Linked DNA regions of Homo sapiens: region 2 is linked to region 1. A link is a loop called in an ENCODE intact Hi-C map of the cell type or tissue named here. Cell type or tissue: HCT116. All regions are shown on one strand.

Region 1 (5,000 bases):
GTCATCTCTACTAAATATACAAAAATTAGCTGTGCATGGTGGTGCATGCCTGTAATCCCAGCTACTTGGGAGGTCGAGGCACGAATTGCTTGAACCGGGAAGGTGGAGATTGCAGTGAGCCGAGATTGTGCCACTGCACTCCAGCCTGGATGACAGAGCAAGAATGTTTTTAAAGAAAAAAAAGAAAAGAAAAGAAAAGAAAGGAAAGGAAAGGAAAGGAAAGGAGAAGAGAAGAGAAGAGGAAAGGAAAGGAAAGGAAAGGAAAAGAGAAGAAAAGAAAAGAAGAAAAAAGAAAAGAAAAATTTGATTCGGTAGTCTCTTCAAGTGAGATTGTCAAGTTGGTGGCATGGGATTCTTACGGCGGCTGTCTGTGATCCTAAATTTTGTGACCATATAGTCACTCTCTGATAATAAGGCTGTCTTTGTCTGGCCTCTGTCTGTCATGTAGGAAAATTTGGAGAACAAACTTGGCCCAAAAGGGTAACTCCTAGTTAGAGAAGAAAACGGGAGCCCTCGGGATAACATTTACTCTGTAAAGAGTGTCTCTCTTCTTCCCAGGACTGGCTGAGTGGCCAGTGTAGATTCCATGGCTGTAGGAAAGGAAAGCTGTCCAAGTTCCCCAGCACCTCTTTCCCACAGCTCCTCTAGCAGCCCAGTTAGAATCCCCAAAGTCTGCTGTGTTACTGAACTTTATTCCACTGCAGTCTCCCAGGCAAGTCCCTTCACTTCATAGTTCCTCAGACATCAAGGAGCTGGCAGTGATGATAAAGGCTCCCTCTAAGCTCTGATATCCTCTCTTGCTCTCAGAGCAACAAAACTTTGAGAAACATTCTCTGAAGACTCTGCTATCAGCCTGATTCCTCCCCTACACCCTGCTCTGTGGCAAATCTGTATTCTTTGGCCTTAGTCAACGAATATGAGTGAACCAAAGATACAATAAAAGACAGAAGGATGGGAGGAAACTGTGGGAGAGGGAGAAAGGAACACAGAGACCATGGGGAAAGAGAAACAGTAGACTTAGGCACAGAGAGGCACAGATAAACAATGAGATACCAAGAGACCGACAGAGACACATTGTCAGAGACAAGCAGAAGGAGTGTGCTAGTAAGTGTGCACGTACGATGGAAAATGAATGAAGAATGAGGACATTCCACCACTCTCCAAGTTATCAAGATGAAGACCCAAGATGGTGGCATTCACTCTGAAGGTAGCCTGGAAAGTGGGAGACACGCTTTGCCCACTCCCTGTGGTTGACTAGAGCCCCCAGCCCAGTGCAGCCTAGGGGTGTAAGGATCAAGATCCATTCAATAAGAGACCCTTCCTCCCAAGCTGTGAGCTGTGGGTGCCAGTTAGTCCCATTTGTGACCTTGGGAACTTAGTGTTCCCAGCAAGAAAGGGGGTGGCTGGCTTGTCTCCAGTTCTTATATCCAAGGTGCAGCAGCTGAGCATTCCAAATTCGGGAACCACCAGAAAGGCTGGCCTCTCTTCAACATGGGATCTTCTGGACTTTTGAGCCTCCTGGTGCTATTCGTCCTCTTAGCGAATGTCCAGGGACCTGGTCTGACTGATTGGTTATTTCCCAGTAAGTATTGGCCTCAGCCCTTACCCTAGAGAGAGGGGAGTTTGCTGGGAGGAAGGAACAGGGAAGAACTCTTCAGATGTGGGTTGCTTTCCACCATCTTAGCCCAGGTCCCGGGTTGGGAGAGGAGAGAGATATTTGTAAGATCCCTCCTGTGTAAGATTCCTTCTGGGAATGCAGTAACCCCAACTTAGGCAATCCCCACTTTCAGCTCCTTTGAAGTGGAGGGTCTTTATCAAGCAGGTGGAGGAGAGTCACAGGATCTAGCTTTCAGGGGAGTCGCTACAGGAATCCGGGAAACCAAGGGACCTTCTCCTTACCCCACAAGCAAAACAGGCCCCTTCCTTGAGGCATCATCTCTATCCACTCTTGGTTCTTTCAAATGTAGTCCCATAAAGTGTCCCTGTATCCCTAGGGGTTCCCTAACTTTGAGATAAAGGACAGCATCCAGAAGTCTCTTTAAACTTAAGACACATTAGTTGTGGAATATTAATTCCATGACTATAATGTAACAATGATCATTGGTATCATTTGCTGAACACTCAGGAAGTAAGGATTTCTGAAAAGGGATTTCTAAAACAACAGAGGGATCTGGAATCAGACTTAGTGGGTTCAAATCTTGGTAGCCCTGTAATCTTGGGCAAGTTACTTAAATTTCATGGGTCTCAGTTTCCGCATGTGTAAAATGGGGATATTAATAGAACTTCCTTCATAGAGCAATTATAAAGATTAAATGAGATCATACATTTAAAATGCTTAGAAGAGTGCTCGGCTTATGGTAAATACTTAGCAAATGTTAGATAATATGACTGTGCATCAGTTACTTTGATTAGGGCTTTATATACTTTGTCTCATTGTTTTCTCACAAAATCCGTAAGGGCAAAATGATTTTACAGATGATGAAACCAAGGTTCAGAGAGGGTCAGAATTCAGACCAAGTCAGAATTCAAAATCTAAACTGGCTCCGGGGTAAGTGATACTAATTGCTGTATAATACTACCACCTAGAGGAACTTCCAAACATGGATTCCTCAACAAGGCCAAAAAGACCGCATTGGCTTACATCAGTGGCCCACAATGGTGTGATTTTGCCTTCCAGGGGACCTTTGCAGTGCCTGGAGACATTTTCAGTTGTTACAATCAGGGGTGCTACTGGATTCTGATGGGAAGAGGCCTGGGATGCTGCTAAACATCCTACAATCCCCAGTTCAGCCCCCCAAACAAAGAATTATCCAGCCCAAATATCACCAGTGGTTGAGAAATTCTGCCTTAGATGGGATGGAGCTGGGGGGTGGGAATAGAGGGAGGAGAGGTCACTGGGGAGTGGTGGGGGTGTAGGCAGTAGGGAAATGAGTGAGGCTGCCCTGAGGAAAAGAACTCCTGGGGGCAAGCAAACTGAAAGCAAACTTCCCTGACTCTCTAGAATTGCCTTGTGTCTGGCAAAGTGGGGAGACACTATGCTCTCTAAGGCACACGGGTGTAAAACCGCTCTTTCCCTAGGGAGATGTCCCAAAATCAGAGAAGAATGTGAATTCCAAGAAAGGGATGTGTGTACAAAGGACAGACAATGCCAGGACAACAAGAAGTGTTGTGTCTTCAGCTGCGGAAAAAAATGTTTAGATCTCAAACAAGGTAATATTCAGAGCTGCAGAATAACCAACCCCTCCTCCCCCTGTCCTCACCTTCTGCCTTCCTGGACTGGCTTTGTGCCCTGATCGCTGAGGGCTGGTCTCTGGCAAAACTGCTGGACTTGGGAGACCTGCGATTTAGATTCATTACTGTGCCAAATATGGTGTGTGCCATTAGGAATGACCTTATCCTATCAGGTAATGTCTGAGACTCAGTTTCCCAGAACAAATCATTGGTGAATCAGTGGCATTGAATCAGATTCTTTTGGCTATTTGGATACCTGTCACTCTTATAATTTTTTGAGCTCCCAGGTGGCCATCGTTGCCCTAACATATGCTGCAAGTGATAAATTAAGCAATTTATATTTCCCAACTTTTTTGCTATGGAGTGACCACCTCTCTGCCTACACAAATCCAACTTTGCACCAAAACGCCTCTCCTGACTGCTCCAGAACAGAGGGTTTCTCCTTTCTGCTGCATCTTAGTTTCATGCCCATCACCCTGGGATGCAAAAAGACTATCAAAGATTCTGTTTTTATTCATTCAACAAATACTGATTGAGTGCCTCTGAGACCCACAATAGGATTTGGTCTCAGTGTGGTCAGGGGGGTTGGGATTGCCTTCTTTGAGAAAGAAAATCTGGGGTTGAGTTGAGAAAGATGGGTAATGTTTTAGGCAAAAAGTGGGTGGAGGGGTTTTCCAGGCACAGGCAGTAGCATGCACAAAGGCTCAGTGGTGGGGCCTTGGGAGTCCAGAACGCAGAGTGAGCACGAGCATGGTACAAGGAAAACAGATTCTGGGTGGGCAGAGATCAAACAATTCAGGTATGGTGGGCCAGATTAAAGAGTCTTGCCTGGATCCCAAGGGCTATGGCAATCCACCGAGGCGGGGCATCATATGACCAGGTTCATACTACATCTATCGAGTTTAAAATAGGAGGAACAGAGTATCTTAAAGGACTTCAAGATGATAGAAATGGTGGCCGGAACTAGAGGTAGCTGAGGGGATGAAGAAGAGTAGGACCTGCTTGAAAGAAAGAGTAGGACATAGGAGGCAAAGTGAACAGGACTTGACAGAGAAGTAGAGTGGGCAGGTTAGGGGGCTAAGTCACTCATATGCCAGCAGGTAAGGATTCTGAATTCAGCCATCCTGAGTTCAACTCTTACCTCCAGTTTTTACGAGCCTTTTTGTCTTGGATAAATTAACAACTTTCCCTCACTGTGAGTCAGTTTCCTCAGATAATAAAAGGATCAGTGTAAAAGATTATTTTGAGGATCCAATTGATCTGCATGATGTGATTAGAGTTATGCCTGGCACACAGTAGCCACCTGATACCTATTCGCTTATTTGTAATTCTTGGCTAAGGGCTCCTAAATAGCAGAGATCATGCCTTTTCTCTGTTCCTTGAAGCATTGAGCACATAATAGGTGCTCAATGAATAATTTATTCAGTTCAGATCAGGATACATTTCGTTTATCCTCAACGTTCCATAAGGTTCTGTACTGTGCCAGGCTACCTGTTAGGAATTGGGATGCCAAGATGAAAGCAGATACACTAGAAACTCACTCCCTGCTCACTAGAAACTCACAGCCTCAGGGATGAGACTGAAGATATAAACAAATGAAAAATGAATGCACAAGACTCTGAAGCAAGGTGTGGCAGTGAGGAATGTAGAATGGGGTCAAGAGTGACATCACAGCAGTTGATGTCTGAGAAAGGTTTTGAAGTAAGAAGAGTGTCACTGTGAGCAGTGCAAAGGGATGGAGGTATAGAGGTAGCACGGTGTGTTGAGTA
Region 2 (5,000 bases), 210 kb before region 1:
AGAGTCTCGCCCTGTTGCCCAGGCTGGAGTGTAGTGGCACGATCTTGGCTCATTGCAGCCTCCACCTCCTGGGTTCAAGCGATCCTTATGCCTTGGCCTCCTGAGTAGCTAGGATTACAGGCATGCGCCACCTCCCTGGCTAATTTTTGTATTTTTAGTACAGACAGGGTTTCGCCATGTTGGCCAGGCTGGTCTTGAACTCCTCGCCTCAAGTCATCCACCTGCCTTGGTCTCTTAGTCTCCCAAAGTGCTGGGATTACAGGCGTGAGCCACCATGCCTGGCCACAGGGTACTTCTTGCCTTGTAGAATGAGTTTGGAAGTATTCCCTCTTCAATTTTTTAGAATAATTTGAGTAGAATTTGTATTAATTCTTCTTCAAATATTTGGTAGAATTCAGCAGTAAAACCATCAGGTCCTATGCTTTTCTTTAAAGAGATACGTTTAATTTCTGCTTTCATCTCATTACTCATAGTTGGCCTGTTTAAGTTTTCTGTTTCTTTATGATTCAATTTTGGTAAGTTGTATGTGTCAAATAATTTATCTTTTTAGTTTTCCAATTTGTTGGTGTGTAGTTTTCCATAATAGCCTCTAATGATCCAGGCCGGATGCGGTGGCTCACGCCTGTAATCCTAGCACTTTGGAAGCCTGAGGCGAGTGGATCACCTGAGGTCGGGAGTTCAAGACCAGCCTGACCAACATGGAGAAACCCTGTCTCTACTAAAAATATAAAATTAGCTGGGTGTGGTGGCACATGCCTGTAATCCCAGCTACTCAGGAGGCTAAGGCAGGAGAATCGCTTGAACCCGGGAGGTGGAGGTTGCAGTGAGCTGAGATCGTGCCATTGCACTCCAGCCTGGGCAACAAGAGCAAAACTCCATCTCAGGGGAAAAAAAAAGTCTCTAGTGATTCTTTGTATTTCTGCGGTATCAGTTGTAATGTGTCCTTTTTCATCCCTGATTTTATTTATTTGGTCTTCATTTTTTTCTTGGTTAGTCTAGCTAAAGGTTTGCCAGTTTTGTTATCTTTCCAAAAAAACAACTTTTTGTTTTGTTTATCTTTTGTATTACAATTTTTTTTCTTCTCCCCACCACCTTTTTTTTTTTTTTTTTGAGACAAGATCTGGCTCTATCGCCCAGGCTGGAGTGCAGTGGTGCCATCTCGGCTCATGCAACCTCTGTCTCCTGGCTGAGGCCGGCATCCTACCTTAGCCTCCCAAGCAGCTGGGACTACAGGCATGTACCACCATGCCTTGCCAATTTTGTATTTTAAGTAGAGATGGAGTTTTGCCGTGTTGTCCAGGCTGGTCTTGAACTTGTGAACTCAAGCAATCCGCCTGTTTTGGCCTCCCAAAGTGCTGGGATTACAGGCATGAGCCACTGGACCTGGCCTTTTGTATTATTATTATTATTATTATTTTTTGAGGTGGAGTTTCGCTCTTGTTGCCCAGGCTGGAGTGCAATGGCATGATCTTGGCTCACTGCAACTTCTCCCTCTTGGGTTCAAGTGATTCTCCTGCCTCAGCCTCCCAAGTAGCTGGGACTACAGGCATGCGCCACCACACCTGGCTAATTTTGTATTTTTAGTAGAGATGGGGTTTCACCACGTTGGCCAGGCTGGTCTCGAATTCCTGACTTCAGGTGATCCACCCACCTTGGCCTCCCAAAGTGCTGGGATTACAGGTGTGAGCCATCGGGCCTGGCCATCTTTTGTATTTTTTTAATAGACAAGTTTTGCTGTGTTGCCCAGGCTGGTCTCAAACTCCTGGCCTCAAGTGATCCTCCTGCCTTGACCCCCTAAAGTTCTGGGATTATAGGCGTGAGTCACTACGCCTACTCTTTGGGGCTTTTTAAATGAGAAATCAGAATCTTCTTAAACCACTTTTAATTTCCATCTCATATGTAATGGGATCTTTTCCTTTCAGTTTCTCCAGTGGTAAGATATGACTCAGGGGAAGAGGCTAGAGTCAGAACCAAAATCTTTTCATTCTGTCTTTGGTTTGTACTCTGAGGTTTTGGTTTATATTTTTATCTTTGTTACTCTTCTATCTGTGACTTTCTCCTCAAAATATCTCACTTGAATTTAATGTGAAATCCACTTGGGTTTCTTGTGGATTTGTGTCCTGTATTAGTCCTTGGGTATGTGGTTTTCTATGAAGGTCTGCAATGCACATATATCTTTGGGCCTTTTTACTAATCTTTGTGGGTAATTATAAAATATTCCTTCAGCACTACAGACAGTACACACATACCTTTTTCTTAGATGCAAATATAGGATTGATTGAGAAAGAAACTTGGGCAATTACTCAAGTGCCCAGAAGAAATCTGAAAACTTGAGGCTAGAATGAACTTTGGGTCATCATTGTCGGTAATTCTTTGTCTCCAGAGAATATTTTACTTATATTAATTCTTTGGACTAGACTATAGTTTTGAAAGACTTAAAAAATTGCACTTGAATCTTGTTTATGTAACACTGTTTTTTACAGTAATCAGAGGAAGGAAAATCTTCAGAATCCATGAATAGGCACCATGACATTCAGGCCCAAGACACAGCATGGTCTGAGATTCTAGACTTTGCCTCAATACCTAGAAGCTACCAGAACATTCTTGTTTCCTTTGTCCCTTTTTTGCACAGGAGTAATTCCTGGAAGCAGAACTAGGTGACATCTTTAACACATACTTTTTGCTAATTCCCATGATTTCTCCTAGGATATGCCCATAATTCAGGATTAGGGGTTGCCAGTGTTGAGATCGAGCTAGAATACCCACAAGTGGCTTCACTCTGAGCTTCAGTTTATTCTACTGTTTATGGCCCTTAGAACACTGGCATAAGCTATTTATATCAATAGATTCATTTGTGAGGCTTAGTCCTTGACAAGAATATGAATAAGACAGAGAAGAAGGGAGTGGCCCTTCATGCTCTGAGAGTAGAGGTTCACTTTGGTTCAAGACTCATAGCTCTCAGCTGTAAAGTCACAATTTCCATATGGCTTGTAGCTAGGGCACTGAAGATATTTCCCTAGAATATGATCACTTTTGTGGGTTGAATGCCCTTTGATTTGGAGCAGGTGAAAGAATTTAATAATGATTATCTTGGTGCCACCTACATGCAAATCCCACTGAAGTCAGTGACAAAATACAGAAAGAAACTCAGTTTTGGCATGTCATGCCGAGGAGATATCAATAATGATTGCCTTTACATACACTGATGCATTACATGGATAGGTTGGTCCCTGCAGAGAGGTCATTTGCAGTATATGTTGGAAGAATCTAGAATGGGAGAGATGAATAAATTCAGACCAGAGCTGACATACAGAAAATTTTCAGTTAAAGTTTTATATATCTAATTAGTATGAAAGGTAAACCTGGGCAAGGAAATTAGAAAGAATTCAGAATTCAAAAATCTTTTAGAAATAATCCAATTTATTTTCTCAGAATAACTTTGGCATGATTTTTCATAGAGCATACTCCTTTTTCCTTGTTTCCTCCTTCTGTCATATTAAGGCCCTATTGACTTTGGTCCCTGTTAATGAATAAATAAATTTAGAGATTATTATGGCCATTGGTATCAATAAGGACCCAAACAATGGGTCCTTAACATCTCAGCAGAACTTCACAGCTCTCTTTAATACTAATATTCCTCCTGACCCATGCATCTATCCATAAAATATTAATGGGCAAACATAGTACTAGACTTTGAGAATATACAGATGAATAAAGTGATATCTCTGCTCTTGCGTGTAAGACCATTGTTTAGCTATTCTTTATAGTGGATACTAAACCATGATCCTTGTCTTCTCCTACTCTTCTGACATTCTCATAGCTTTCCATTTAACTGTGAAACAATAAGATGTTGAACACAATCTCAAAAAGCTGATGCCATCCTGGTAGTACTGAGATGCTGGTGGGGAGCTAGGAGCTCTGGATCCATGTCCTTCTTCTGAGTGAATTTGGGCAAATCAGTAGCCTCTCTGAGCTTTATTTTTATTTTTATTTTTATTTTTTTGAGACAGAGTCTCGTTCTTGTTGCCCAGGATGGAGTGCAGTGGCATGATCTTGGCTCACTGCAACCTCTGCCTCCTGGGTTCAAGCGATTCTCCTGCCTCAGCCTCCTGAGTAGCTGGAATTACAGGTGTGTGCCACCGTGCCCAGCTAACTTTTTGTATTTTTAGTAGGGAAGGGGTTTCACCATGTTAGCCAGGATGGTCTTGATCTACTGACCTCATGATCCGCCCGCCTCAGCCTCCCAAAGTGCTGGGATTACAGGCATAAGCCACCGCGCCTGGCTATCTATATCTATCTGTCTGTCTGTCTGTCTGTCTGTCTGTCTGTCTGTCTATCTATCTATCTATCTATCTATCTATCTATCTATCTATCTAAATGGAAGTCTTGCTGTATTGCCCAGGCTGGTCTTGAATGCTGGGCTCAAGTAATCTTCTTGCCTCAGCTTCCCAAGTAGCTGGGACTACAGGTGCACACCACTGTGCTTGGCTGAACTTCAATTTTCACAATTTCAAGAATGTTATTAAACTAAGTTACCTGAAAAACTTATGCCTATGACTGATTATAGTGACATTTAAGTGACCTGAGAAATTAATACCTATGACAGGCTATCCCTAACTTAGGTATAATTTCTTGCCTCCCTGCTCATTGCCCTTGCCTTTCATTTCCTTTTTCCTTAAAAAGCTTTGATCCCTAGTGTTTGGTGTCATTGAGGGTTGGGTAAGATATCCAGAGACTTACTTTTCAGTAATACACATTTTTTCACAGAAATATTTCTGTTTAAAGTTGTTTCTGTTGCCTCCACAGCCACTGAAGACAAAGGGCTCACATAAAAATGTCAAAGTGTTGTAGTAGAATCTGGTCAAATATGAATTACAGGTGCCCTTCTTCAGAGGATAGTTGCAGTATTCTGTGAATGAGAATTCCAGAGTCAGGTTTTCTTTACTACTCTTTTGGCATTCTTGTTCTCACAGGCTCAGACTACTAAAACTTCCAACCCA

The links. Hi-C counts contacts between places; a loop is a spot of excess contacts. Peaks named below come from ENCODE experiments on the same cell type or tissue, not always from the same donor. Only the 100,000 strongest peaks of a DNase experiment are listed, where the experiment ranks them.
Region 2: a loop joins it to region 1, with 4 times the contacts of the local background. A loop is called at or near these places in 8 of 110 quality-filtered maps.

The regions. Positions count from the first base shown.
Region 1 is chr20:45,543,849-45,548,848 of GRCh38, reverse strand. EPPIN-WFDC6 (EPPIN-WFDC6 readthrough) reads left to right here and starts at 1,448. Exons shown (of 5, transcript NM_001198986.2): 1 at 1,448-1,582; 2 at 3,079-3,210. The coding sequence starts at 1,492. EPPIN (epididymal peptidase inhibitor) reads left to right here and starts at 1,448. Exons shown (of 4, transcript NM_020398.4): 1 at 1,448-1,582; 2 at 3,079-3,210. The coding sequence starts at 1,492. In HCT116, a CTCF peak has its summit at 2,592 (motif pointing left); a DNase peak (open chromatin) is centred at 2,598; H3K27me3 peaks cover 2,541 bases.
Region 2 is chr20:45,749,829-45,754,828 of GRCh38, reverse strand. It overlaps the pseudogene SPINT5P. Among named protein-coding and RNA genes, the nearest start is that of SPINT4, 30 kb to the right of the region's middle. In HCT116, no CTCF peak of the experiment used is centred here; no DNase peak of the experiment used is centred here.